Regions from separate parts of the Homo sapiens genome. Here all the other regions are linked to region 3. The links are chromatin contacts, found by Hi-C or POLR2A ChIA-PET in ENCODE. All regions are on one chromosome and are shown on one strand. Each heading gives the region's core, a stretch centred on a gene start or an enhancer-like site at or near the end of the contact. The rest is flanking DNA. Distances are from core to core; before and after follow the strand shown. Region 1 holds the start of CFAP144 (cilia and flagella associated protein 144). Region 2 has its middle 49 kb from the start of SLC2A1-DT. Region 3 has its middle 74 kb from the start of CFAP144.

What was found. A loop is a pair of places that touch in the nucleus more often than their neighbours do. ChIA-PET counts read pairs that join two places held with the same protein, here RNA polymerase II (POLR2A). Pooled maps may share reads with other maps.
Region 1: a loop to region 3 is called in a pooled map, with 2.3 times the contacts of the local background. The contact joins the promoter of CFAP144 here to the enhancer-like site in region 3. A Hi-C loop is called at or near these places in 1 of 168 maps with a recorded cell type or tissue (IMR-90) and 1 of 50 pooled maps. POLR2A ChIA-PET finds 5 or more read pairs at or near these places in 2 of 52 experiments (H1 and RWPE1).
Region 2: a map of Caco-2 shows a loop between it and region 3 (5-fold over the local background). The contact joins two enhancer-like sites. A Hi-C loop is called at or near these places in 1 of 168 maps with a recorded cell type or tissue (Caco-2). POLR2A ChIA-PET finds 5 or more read pairs at or near these places in 9 of 52 experiments (H1, HepG2, PC-9 and 4 more).

The regions. Positions count from the first base shown.
Region 1 is chr1:43,146,245-43,149,633 of GRCh38, reverse strand. CFAP144 (cilia and flagella associated protein 144) reads right to left here and starts at 1,730. Exons shown (of 4, transcript NM_001101376.3): 1 at 1,550-1,730. The coding sequence starts at 1,682.
Region 2 is chr1:43,006,629-43,010,043 of GRCh38, reverse strand. No RefSeq gene overlaps it. Among named protein-coding and RNA genes, the nearest start is that of SLC2A1-DT, 49 kb to the right of the region's middle. RefSeq lists enhancers at 269-976, 977-1,685, 1,686-2,393 and a silencer at 1,162-1,456. Within about 2 kb of position 1,288, at least 3 of the 41 ENCODE cell types and tissues checked have a DNase peak (open chromatin) inside an H3K27ac peak, as active enhancers do.
Region 3 is chr1:43,071,594-43,075,454 of GRCh38, reverse strand. No RefSeq gene overlaps it. Among named protein-coding and RNA genes, the nearest start is that of CFAP144, 74 kb to the left of the region's middle. RefSeq lists a silencer at 1,519-1,568. Within about 2 kb of position 1,659, at least 3 of the 41 ENCODE cell types and tissues checked have a DNase peak (open chromatin) inside an H3K27ac peak, as active enhancers do.

The DNA.
Region 1 (3,389 bases), core at 481-2,980, 74 kb before region 3:
TTTCCATTATTTGGAATGGACCGAGTTTGAACGGCTTTGGACACTAATTTGCTTTCCTGAAACTAGTGGTTGGGGACTCCAGAAGAAAACCAAGTTAGTTAGAAGGAAAGTGAAGACAGTACATTTTCTCTATAGAGCCAGGCAACAAAGTGGACTTTACATATTAGGCACAGAGTTGGGAGAGGCATTCAGGAAGAAGCAACAATGTTTATGCAGGTAAAGTGGGAAATGACATGATGCATTTAGGAAATCCATGTATTTAGAAATGGCAGGGGGGAAAGGAGTGTGTGTGGGATTCGTCAGCAATGGCTGGTGCAGAGTAGGCACCAAAGTATTTCTTAAAGGAGCAGGGTAAAGTGGGGGAGAGGAGTATGGCATGAAGCTGGCAGGAACCAGAGCCAGATCCAATGCGCCTTATGTCGTGATTGATTTAAACTTTACCTCAGAGGCTATGAGAAGGATTTTAGGTGGGATTGATGTGATCTAATTGTCCTCCTAGCATAGTGCTAAGCTAGCAAAGGTGTAGGGGTTTGGTCGGAGGGGCCAGCTTGGAGGGAAAGAGAATAAGGAGTTGGGAGCCCATCAGACCAATCCAGGCGGCAAGGACTAGGGCCCTGCAGAGGCTTCAGGAGTGAGGATGCAGGCAGAGGCTGTTTGAGGTGCTACTTAGAGCATGAAAGTACCTGAGCAGAGGCAGAGAGGAATCCATATGCATGATGGTGTCTTTCACTGAAGCAGGAACAAGTGGGTCAGGGGAGAGGAATGTTAATAAACAGGACTTGTGCCTTTTTTTAAGTGTGTGGAGGGAGAGAGACCTTGAGGAGGACTCCGAGGCTTCTAATGATCATGAGATCATTAGATGATGAGAGTGAATGATTCTGATCATGAGAGTGAATCATCCGGGGCCTTTTGCAGAGACAGGGTATTCTGGAGCAGCAGAGAGTGGGGAAGGTGGGAATGAGCCTGGCTTTCCTCCTGCTGGGTCTGAGGTGCCTGTGGGTTGTCCAGGGAGGGGAGCTGTGAGGTGGTTGGGCGTGTGGATCTGAAGCTCCATTTCAGGCCCAGTGGCATTCAGGGGAAGCTGGTGTGACAGGACAGAACAAACTGCCCAAGGAGAGTGCTCAGTGACAAGAGTGGAGGGTAGGGATGTTTTATCAGGGGGCACCCCAGAACTTTCCGAAGGGCAATATCAGAAGCCTGAAGAAAAACCTTTCACTTGTTAAAAACAACCCAAAATACAAACAAAAACAAAACACAAACAGCCTGCAAAATATAATTATTTCAAAAGTAAAATAATAAAAAGCCCTACAACTTTTTTTTTTCTACAACGAAAAGATTTAATCGTGTTGCGCATGAACTTTAATACAGCGAATACATCTGATATGATGTGGCCTCTCCAAAGTCATGGTTCCTGAAATCTAGGAAAGGGGGCGGGTGCTGGGGAAAGAGTTTTTGCTGGGACCGCGTTCCCACCCCGCAACCCGGAGGGCTCCTCCTTCCCCGGCGCCCTCCCGCTCTCGCCCTTCCCCCACCCCGCCGTGCCTCTCACTCTTGCGGAGGGGATTCACGTGATACTGCGTGTAGAGTTTCTGGGTTCGTAGCTCCTTGAGGTACAGTTCCCGCAAGATCTGGTTCTGATGGACCTCATCTGGAATCACCTTCTCTTTTGGGTGTCCCGCCATGGCCTTGGGCTGCCACGCGCCCTCTTGCCTGGGCCTTCCACAGTCTCCAGGCAACGCGTCCCCGCTGTCTCCAGGCAACGGCGTCCCGTGGTCTCCAGGCAACAGCGCTCGGGTAGTGCTGCCCGGTCGGGGCGGGTCTCACTCTGCCAGCCCCTTACCCTGCCTGCATCGCCCCGCCCCGCGCCCGCCGGTCGGGATCTTATTTCGCGCCCCGCCCTATTCTGGCACTGTACTCACTTGCCCCAGCTCCTCAGGCCCGGCTGGTTACTAGAAGGTCCCCTGGATACCGCCAGGAAAGGGCTTCCCGGCAAGGGGCAGACCCAGGAGGTAAGGGACAGATGATTGGACCTCACCTTGGCCAATCATTTCCTAAAAAAGCTTTTGGAAGGAGTCAGAAACCTCTCCCACCTTAAAGCAGATGCCCAGAATCAAAACCTCACAAAAAAACCGGAGGTTTCCTCTCTGAGAAAACGTTCTGGCCAGTGTGACCAAGATTACCAATGTGATAATATTGACAGAATAAACCTTTCCTAATTAAGGAACTTGTTGACTTTATAGTTTATTTTTAATGTTTGTGTTTAAAATGCACGTAATATAATTTTACCATCTTAGCCATTTTTAAGTATTACAGTACAGTAGTATTAAGTATATTCAAACTATGTGAAACCAATCTCCAGAACTTTTTCACACCCATTAAACAACAAGTTTCCCTTTTCCCTTCTCTCCAGCCCCTGGCATTTCACTTTTTGTTTCTATGAATTTGAGTCTGCTAGATACCTTAAATAATGTAGTTTATTTTAAAAGAATCGCCGAGCACGGTGGCTCACGCCTGTAATCCCAGCACTTTGGGAGGCTGAGGCAGGTGGATCACCTGAGGTCAGGAGTTCGAGACCAGCTTGACCAACATGGTGAAACCCCATCTCTACCAAAAATACAAAATTAGCCAGGCGTGATGGCATATGCCTGTAATCCCAGCTACTCGGGAGGCTGAGGCAGGAGAATCGCTTGAACCCGGGAGGCGGAGGTTGCAGTGAGCCAAGATTGCGCCACTGCACTCCAGCCTGGGGGACAGAGCGAGACTCCTTCTAAAAAATAAAAAATAAATAAAAAGTAGGTCTAGCATAAAGAAAGAAGCCACCCCTATTTTTAGTAAGCACCTAAATACTGTCTGAAGACTGTGCTCTTCCCCACTCAGTACTTCATTCATTCATCCATCCATTCATTCGCTCAGGACACAATGTGAATTGCAGAATGGGTTTAGTCTGGGACACAGTGTTGAACAAAATTTTTAATTGGATTGTTTATCAATTTGTTGGAGTTCTTAATATATTATTTTGAGGGCTGTACATGCTGCAAATGTATTTTCCCTCTGTGTGGCTTGCCATTTTAGTCTCTTAATGGTGTCTTCTGGACACCAAAAGTTAAACGTAGTCAAATATATTAGTCTTTTCCTTTATGATTATTGCTTCTTAATTTTCATTTAAGACATCTTTTTCTAATTTGATGACCTGAGGTTACTTTTATGTTACTTTTTAGAGCAGTGCTGTTCAATAAAAGTATGAGCTGAGCCACTCATGTAGTTTAAAACATTCTAGTATCTGCATTAAGAGAGCAAGAATTAGATAAAACTAATTTTAATAATGTGATATTTAACTCAGTATATCCAATTTGTCAATGATTCAACGTTTGAATATAAAAATTATTGAG
Region 2 (3,415 bases), core at 39-2,538, 65 kb after region 3:
AAACCCCGCCTCTACTAAAAACACAAAATTAGCTGGGCGTGTTGGCGGGCACCTGTAATCCCAGCTACTTGGGAGGCTGAGGCAGGAGAATTGGACCTGGGAGGCGGAGGCTGCAGTGAGCTGCGATGGCGCCACTGCACTCCAGACTGGGCAATGAGAGTGAAACTTGTCTCAAAAAAAAAAAAAAAAGAAAATTGGGAAAAGATTAGAAAGAATGAAGGAAAAAAGTAAAAACACATGCCCTCTCCCCTTGCTGTTAACATTTTGTTGCATTTCCTCGCATATATATTTCTTTGAATATATATATTCAATATATACATTATATATGCAAAATATATGTATTCAATATATATCTATTTTTTTTTCATGCAGTTACTAGAATCTTCTTTCCAGGGCTGCTGTGATGCTCGAATGGGAGATTGGGATTGGCTCCCAGTCCAGCACCATGCATGGTAGATATTATTTATACAGTTACTGTATAAAATTGGAGTCATGCTGTTTTACAACTTCCTCTTTTCACTTACCAGCTTATCTTCAGTGTTTCCCATGTCTTTCATATTCTTCAAGAACATGACAGTTAATTTCTGCAGTCTTCAGTCTGCGAATGAGGCATAACCTACTTACCCAATTCCCTGTCATTGAACATTTAGAGAATTTCCAGTTTTTCCCAGTTATAAATAAGACTGGGATAAATAATCTTTTATTTTAGGATATGCCCCAGAAACAGAATTGCTAAGTCAAATTCTAATTCTTTTAAAGGCTTTTGTACATACTGTGACATGTTCCTGCAGAAAAGTGGTACAATTTACCTCCTTAGCAGTGAAAAAAGCACTCCCTTTCCCACACCTCACCAACATCTGGTGTTTTCACTTCTATTATCTTGACCAGTTCTATAGATAGGAAAAAGCATACTCTTTTTTTTCATTTGTACTTTGGGATTTCTAGCGTTTTCACAGGTTTTTGTATTTCTTCAGTGAACTACGTTAATCATCCTTTGCGTGTGTCCACTGGTCAGTTCCTCTTATTGTTAAGGGTTTAGCAGGACTTGAAAGGGCCGCTGCAGATGGGAGCCCACGGGCAGCTTCCTCCCCACCCTTCTGACCCTCCTCCTCCCACATTCCCATCCTCTAGAGCTTTCCTTTGCTCTCCAGGGAACCTTTGTCATTCAAACAGGCCGCTGCTTCCCAGGGCCCTGGGAAAGCCACCTCCGGAGGCCCTCTCCACTTTTGACTGCTTTCCCTCCGGAGCCCCACATTCCTGCCTCACCTCTCCCCACGCCCTGCACATCCTCCCTCGAAATTCTTCAAGGAGGCCCAAAGCCACAGGGGACCCAGCCCCTGGCCTAGCCCTAGAGCAAGAATCCCAACCCCGCCCTGCTCCAGCTTGAAAGCAGGAGAGACGGGGCTAGGTGGGGAGGAACATCTGTCCTTGGGGGAAGGCCTGGGAGAGAAAGGCCACAGCACGCGGTGGAAGAAAGAACCCGTCTTTGATGTCTTGTGAAGTCTGACGTCATTCTAGAACCAAGGTCAAATCCCAGGCCAGCCACTTTCGGGCCACATCGCATCACTAGTTTGCAGGGCTGCAGTGAAGGTCAAATGTAACTTACATGTAATGCTTCTGGAACAAAAAGTCAGGTGAACTGATTACCGCAAAGCCCCAAGGATCAGGCACGGCTTCTCCAGGAGAGATGGCCCTTGGAGAGGCCGGCTTTGCCCTAGTGGCTGGAGAGTGTATCCGGCAGAAGGGGCAGCCTAGGAAAAGGCTGGGAGGCCAGGGGTACCGGGTGTGCAGTGTGGCTGGGCATGGACACGCGAATGAAGGGCCTCAGGGCACACACGGAGTCCCGAGAGGGAAGCTCAGACATCAGCCCAGACGGTGGACGGGACTCCACGCTAGACTTGGGAGACCTCGGTTTCCATCCCTATCGGTCTCCAGCTTCACTCATCCTATCACCCACAGAAGACTTTCCTGGGCGGCCAGGCAGTATGCCGGCCCCACCCAGGACCTGGAGGGGTTCAAAGACAAGCGATCAGGGCAAAGCGGGTGCCCCAGGGAGAGTGATTAAAACTGGGAATCAGCGGAGGCTTCTGAGAAGCAGCCTTTGAACTGGGCCTTAGGGTGCGACTGAGGGTGGGGAAGGCGGCCATTGCAAGCAGGGGGGTCGCAGGGGACGGGAAGGCGAAGTCTGGCTTCTTTGAGGGTGGCCGAGCAAGGAAAGGGGCGAGATGAAGTGGGCGAAGGGCGCTAGGGCCCCGACCCCAAAAGCCCACGCAGGAGAGGGGTGCCAGAGTCCAGCTTCACAAAGACCCGCCTGGAGCTGCCGCAGCCCCAGGCCCGGGAATGTGGGGCGGGGACGGGGAGGGGAGGGGAAGGAGGGGGCCGCGGGCCGGCAGCACGTAGCGCTCGTAGGCCGGGCGCGCCAGGGCAGGTAACAAAGCTGCCAGTGTGCCGGCGGCGGGGCGGGGCTGCCCGATACCTGTCTGGCGGGGGGCCGGGGCCCCAAAGGGGAGGGCAGCGGGGGCTGCTGGGCACAGTAGGCCGCGGCCTGCGCTCTGCCGAGCCTTCCCCTGCCGCAGCCTCCCCAGCGGAGCCGCAGCCCGAGAAAAGCGACACAGTCGGTTTTGCAGACTAGATGCCCGAAGCCCAGACACTAATAGGGCCTGGCCCGGGGTCGCGCAGGAGTCGTGAGATGCACAGCTCTGTGCCAAGGAGGGCTGGCGAGGAAATCCTCACCCAGGTCCCGGCCACATGCTCGTTCGCTGGGTGGGGCGGGGAGTCTGCCCCAGGCTTCTGAGCGGAGTTGGAATTCGGATGCATGGATATTCGGGTGCACGGCTCTGCGCCCCGTAATTTCTTCTCTAAGAGGCGAGAAGAGTCCCCCTAGACGGGCTGATCTCCAAGTGGCTCTTTCCAACAAGGTTAAAAAGCAGTCTTGTCGGCCGGGCATGGTGGCTCACGCCCGTAATCCCAGCACTTTGGGAGGCCGAGGCGGGCGGATCACGAGGTCAGGAGATTGAGACCATCCTGGCCAGCACGGTGAAACCCTGTCTCTACTAAAAAATACAAAAAATTAGCCGGGCGTGGTGGCGGGCGCCTGTAGTCCCAGCTACTCAGGAGGCTGAGGCTAGAGAATGTTGTGAACCCGGGAGGCGGAGCTTGCAGCGAGCCCAGATCTCGCGACTGCACTCCAGCCTGGGCAACAGAGCAAGACTCCGTCTCAAAAAAAAAAAAAAAAAAAAAAAAAAGGCAGTCTTGTCCACATCAAAGGAAGCGAGGAGGGCTGGCCTGATGGAGGTTGGGGGCCACCAGAGCCTCCGCACCCCATCTGTGGCGTCACCGTCGCGGGTTCCCTACTACAGGATGCCTCCATGGAACTCACTATCCCCGTGCGCGTGCCCGTACGTGTGGTCCCACA
Region 3 (3,861 bases), core at 410-2,909:
ATTAGCTGGTGGGTGCCTGTAATCCCAGCTACTCGGGAGGTTGAGGCAGGAGAATTGCTTGAACCCAGGAGATGGAGGTTGTAGTGAGCCAAGATCGCGCCACTGCACTCCAGCCCGGGTGACAGAGCAAGATTCTATCTCAAAAAAAAAAAAAAAAAAAAAAAAGAAGAATAGATATCAAAAACACCAAAAGAACTGCAAGGTTTTGCCAGTATACATTTTGCAAGGCTATACTAGTAAAAGCCTGGGAAATATTTAGGGAAGTGGATTACAAGAGTGTTATACCAGAGAGAGAGAAAAATGTAATTTTTGATTGCACTGAATTCATTGATACAGATATGTTAGCTCAAGAAACTGATAGTGGCTATAACAGCTTACTGGGCTGGCTAACTGAAACTTGGACTTAATGGTGGCCTATATTACATTAAGGAGAAAGGCCAAAACATCCTTGGTACACTATAGAACAAGATATCCAAAGACAGAGAGCTAGGAATGTCAGTCAGTAGGGACCTCTAGAAGCAGAATGCATTTACCTGGTGGAGTTAACAATACAACTTCACTTTCTTCACTCAAAGCTATATCAACTGTCCAGCCCTCTATCAAACTCTAGCCTGCTAGGACCTAATAATTTCCCCATTTCATAGGAGATCATGCTGGCCTACTACACGATAAAATCATATTGATTGGACTAGGTGAGTATTACTTGATACCCTAGACACGCTGGTAAGACACATATATACCAGATGGTATGGAACAAATCCCAAACAAAAACTAAGGAATCTACCACCTTAGTGAAATTTCTTGCTTCCAGAGCTCTCTAGCACATCAAAATATCGTTTATAAGGTGAACATGAAAATATCCCTTGTAAGATTAAGGATAGTTGTTGCATCTGGCATCTCCCATCACAAAGAAAGAAGCATCACATTAGATTTTGGAGGCAACATGGATCTCATTTGGGCATGCCACTATGGCCTATTTACTGAGTGAGCCATAAGGGCTGCCACAATGGGGCAGTGTGGGATTCTGGAAAGTTTCCTGGTTTCAGACAGGTGGATGGCGGGGTCGGGGGAATCTTGAGCCTATTTTCTCATAAGTAAAATGAAAATAAATACCTTCCTTGGAAGGCTATGGTACTGTAAAATGAGGTAACAGGTGAAAAAGCCCTTTAAAGTACACATCTTCAGGTGTTGGCTGTACCACTCTGCCATTTGATGCTATGCCAATGACAAATTTTTTCGGCCCAGAGTAAAAATTATTCCCTAAGAATTGCCAAAAATCCTATTTTTTCTATTGAGTTGTATCATAGATACAGAAGAGCATATGAAACATTAATGGAGAGTTTAAAGAATAATTATGATGTAACACCCTTCTAACTAGCACTTGAGTCAGAAATAGAATATTGTCAAAGTGGCCACTAACCCTGCACTAGGGCACCCAGATAAGGAGCAAGTAGGGGCTGAAATATACCAAGCTTCTACCCAGAACTGTTGGGTGAAATATGCACCCACCACCACCCCCCGTCCCGACTCTAAAAGGACAAGCTGGGGTATTCTGAGCTCCTTCCTCCCACTTTTACTGTGGAGCAAGCAGATTGCTAGCTCTCCTCCCTTCCAGGACATATCACATATAGAACACCAGGGGGCGGCAACTCCCCACAGATGTTGGTACCTGGGACGACAACGGCTAAACCAAGGATGAAGCAGCTTGACTTTCTACTCTTTTTTTTCTCTTTTCCTCTTTTCCATGTCCCTCTACTGCTCTGCAGGCCTGCATCACACATCACAATGGCACAGTGCAAAGATTCATGGCTTTAGTAACAAGGAGAGCTACGTTTGAATCCCAACTCTACCACTCACTACCTTTGACCTTGAGCAAGTGACACCATCTCTCCAAGCCATGGTTTCCTTATCCGGAAACATAGAATACAAAAACAGTACCTACCCCATAGGATTGTTGGAATGATTAAGTGAGATAATGTGGGTAAACAGCAAAACATTGTCCAAATATTAGTTGTTTTTAGACATCATAATTAATCTAGGCCGGGCATGGTGGCCCAAGCCTGTAATCCTAGCATTTTGGGAGCCCAATGTGGGCGGATCACCTGAGGTCAGGAGTTCAAGACCAGCTTGGCCTACATGGTGAAACCCTGTCTCTATGAAAAATACAAAAATTAGCCAGGCGTAATGGTACATGCTTGTAATCCCAGCTACCTGGGAGGCTGAGGCAGAAGAATTGCTGGAACCCAGGAGGCAGAGACTGCAGTGAGCTGAGATCATGTCACTGCACTCCAGCCTGGGTGACAGAGCGAGACTCCGTCTCAAAAAAAATAATAATTAATCTAATTTGATTATCACCAATCCTGGCAGGCAAGGTAGGTAAACACGCTTCCCAAGTTTCAGATAAAGAAATTGACCTGCGGAATCATGATGATAATGTGGTTTCATTTCCTTTTTGTTGTTGTTGGGTTTTATTTTGAGATGGAGTTTCGCTCTGTTGCCCAGGCTGAAGTGCCGTGGTGTGATCTCAGCTCACTGCAGCCTCCGCCTCCTGGGTTCAAGTGATTATTTTGCCTCAGACTCCCGAGTAGCTGGGACTACAGACACGTGCCACCATGCCCAGCTCATTTTTGTATTTTAGAGATGGGGTTTCATCGTGTTGGCCAGGCTGGTCTTGAACTCCTGACCTAAGGTGATCCACCCACCTCAGCCTCCCAGAATACTAAGATTACAGGTGTGAGCCACCGTGCCCGGCATGGTTTCATTTTCTAAGACTCTCCCTCAACACTTTTGTCATCATGACAGCTTGCCTTGAGAGACTCATTGATAACCCTTTGGAGATATCTGGGATTCTGAGGCCCAAATACGTTATGTGTGCTGAAGGCCACATAACCAATCAGTGGACAAGTCAGAAGCCAAAGAGCCAGCTCACTGTGCTCCCAGTCCAGGGATGCAGCCACTTCGCCACCACCTCATGAATTTTGCTTGACTGCTTACTGTAGAATCCCATCTGTAAGTCTTATCTTCCTGCCTAGACTGTGAGCTAAAAGAGAAAAAAAAATTCTCAAGGAATATTTATTCTTATGGAAAAGCATTTATGCTATGTTACTAAATGAAACAAGGGATTTACAAAACACCTTGTGCAACATGATCCCAGTATGTATTTACGTATACTTGCAGAGGAAAAAAGTAGAAAGTCATGACACACAATGGTAAAAACATTTATCTCTGTGTGGTAGAATTACAGGTGATTTTTGTGTTTTTCTCTTACATTTTTGCACATGTTTCTAGGTTTCTCCCATGCACATGTTTTACTTCTATGATCAGAACTAATATCCGTGTGTGTGTGTGTGTGTGTGTATTACACTATTTCAATTGTCCATTTAGAAAATTACTACATTAAGAGTCAGAGATCTTGGGCTGCCTTCCCCCAATAATTTATCGTGACTTTGCACAAGCTTCTTAACCCTCTGAGCCTCAGTTTCTCCACTGGAAATATGAGAATATCACCCCTGTCATCCCATCCCCAGAAGGCTCCGAACCTCCCCTGTCTGGCTGCCACAAATCGTTCCCCCTTCTCCTCAGCCAAGCTGCTGAGCAGTCACAGGACACCTGCCTCTGTTTCCACTTCCCCATCCCATTAATTAATCCCTCATCTAGCCGCAGCTTGGGTTTTGTTCCCTCTTCTGCAAAGCAGATTCTACAGAGGTGGCCTCTTCAATGCCAAAGCCCATGGCCTCTGTGCTGCCTTTTCCTCCACCTCTACCTCCTCACCTGGCTGTTTCCCCAGACGGGGCTGTCTTGACTGCTCCCTCCTTGAAGCACATTCTTCCCTCACCTTCTCTGACCACTGCTTACCTTGGT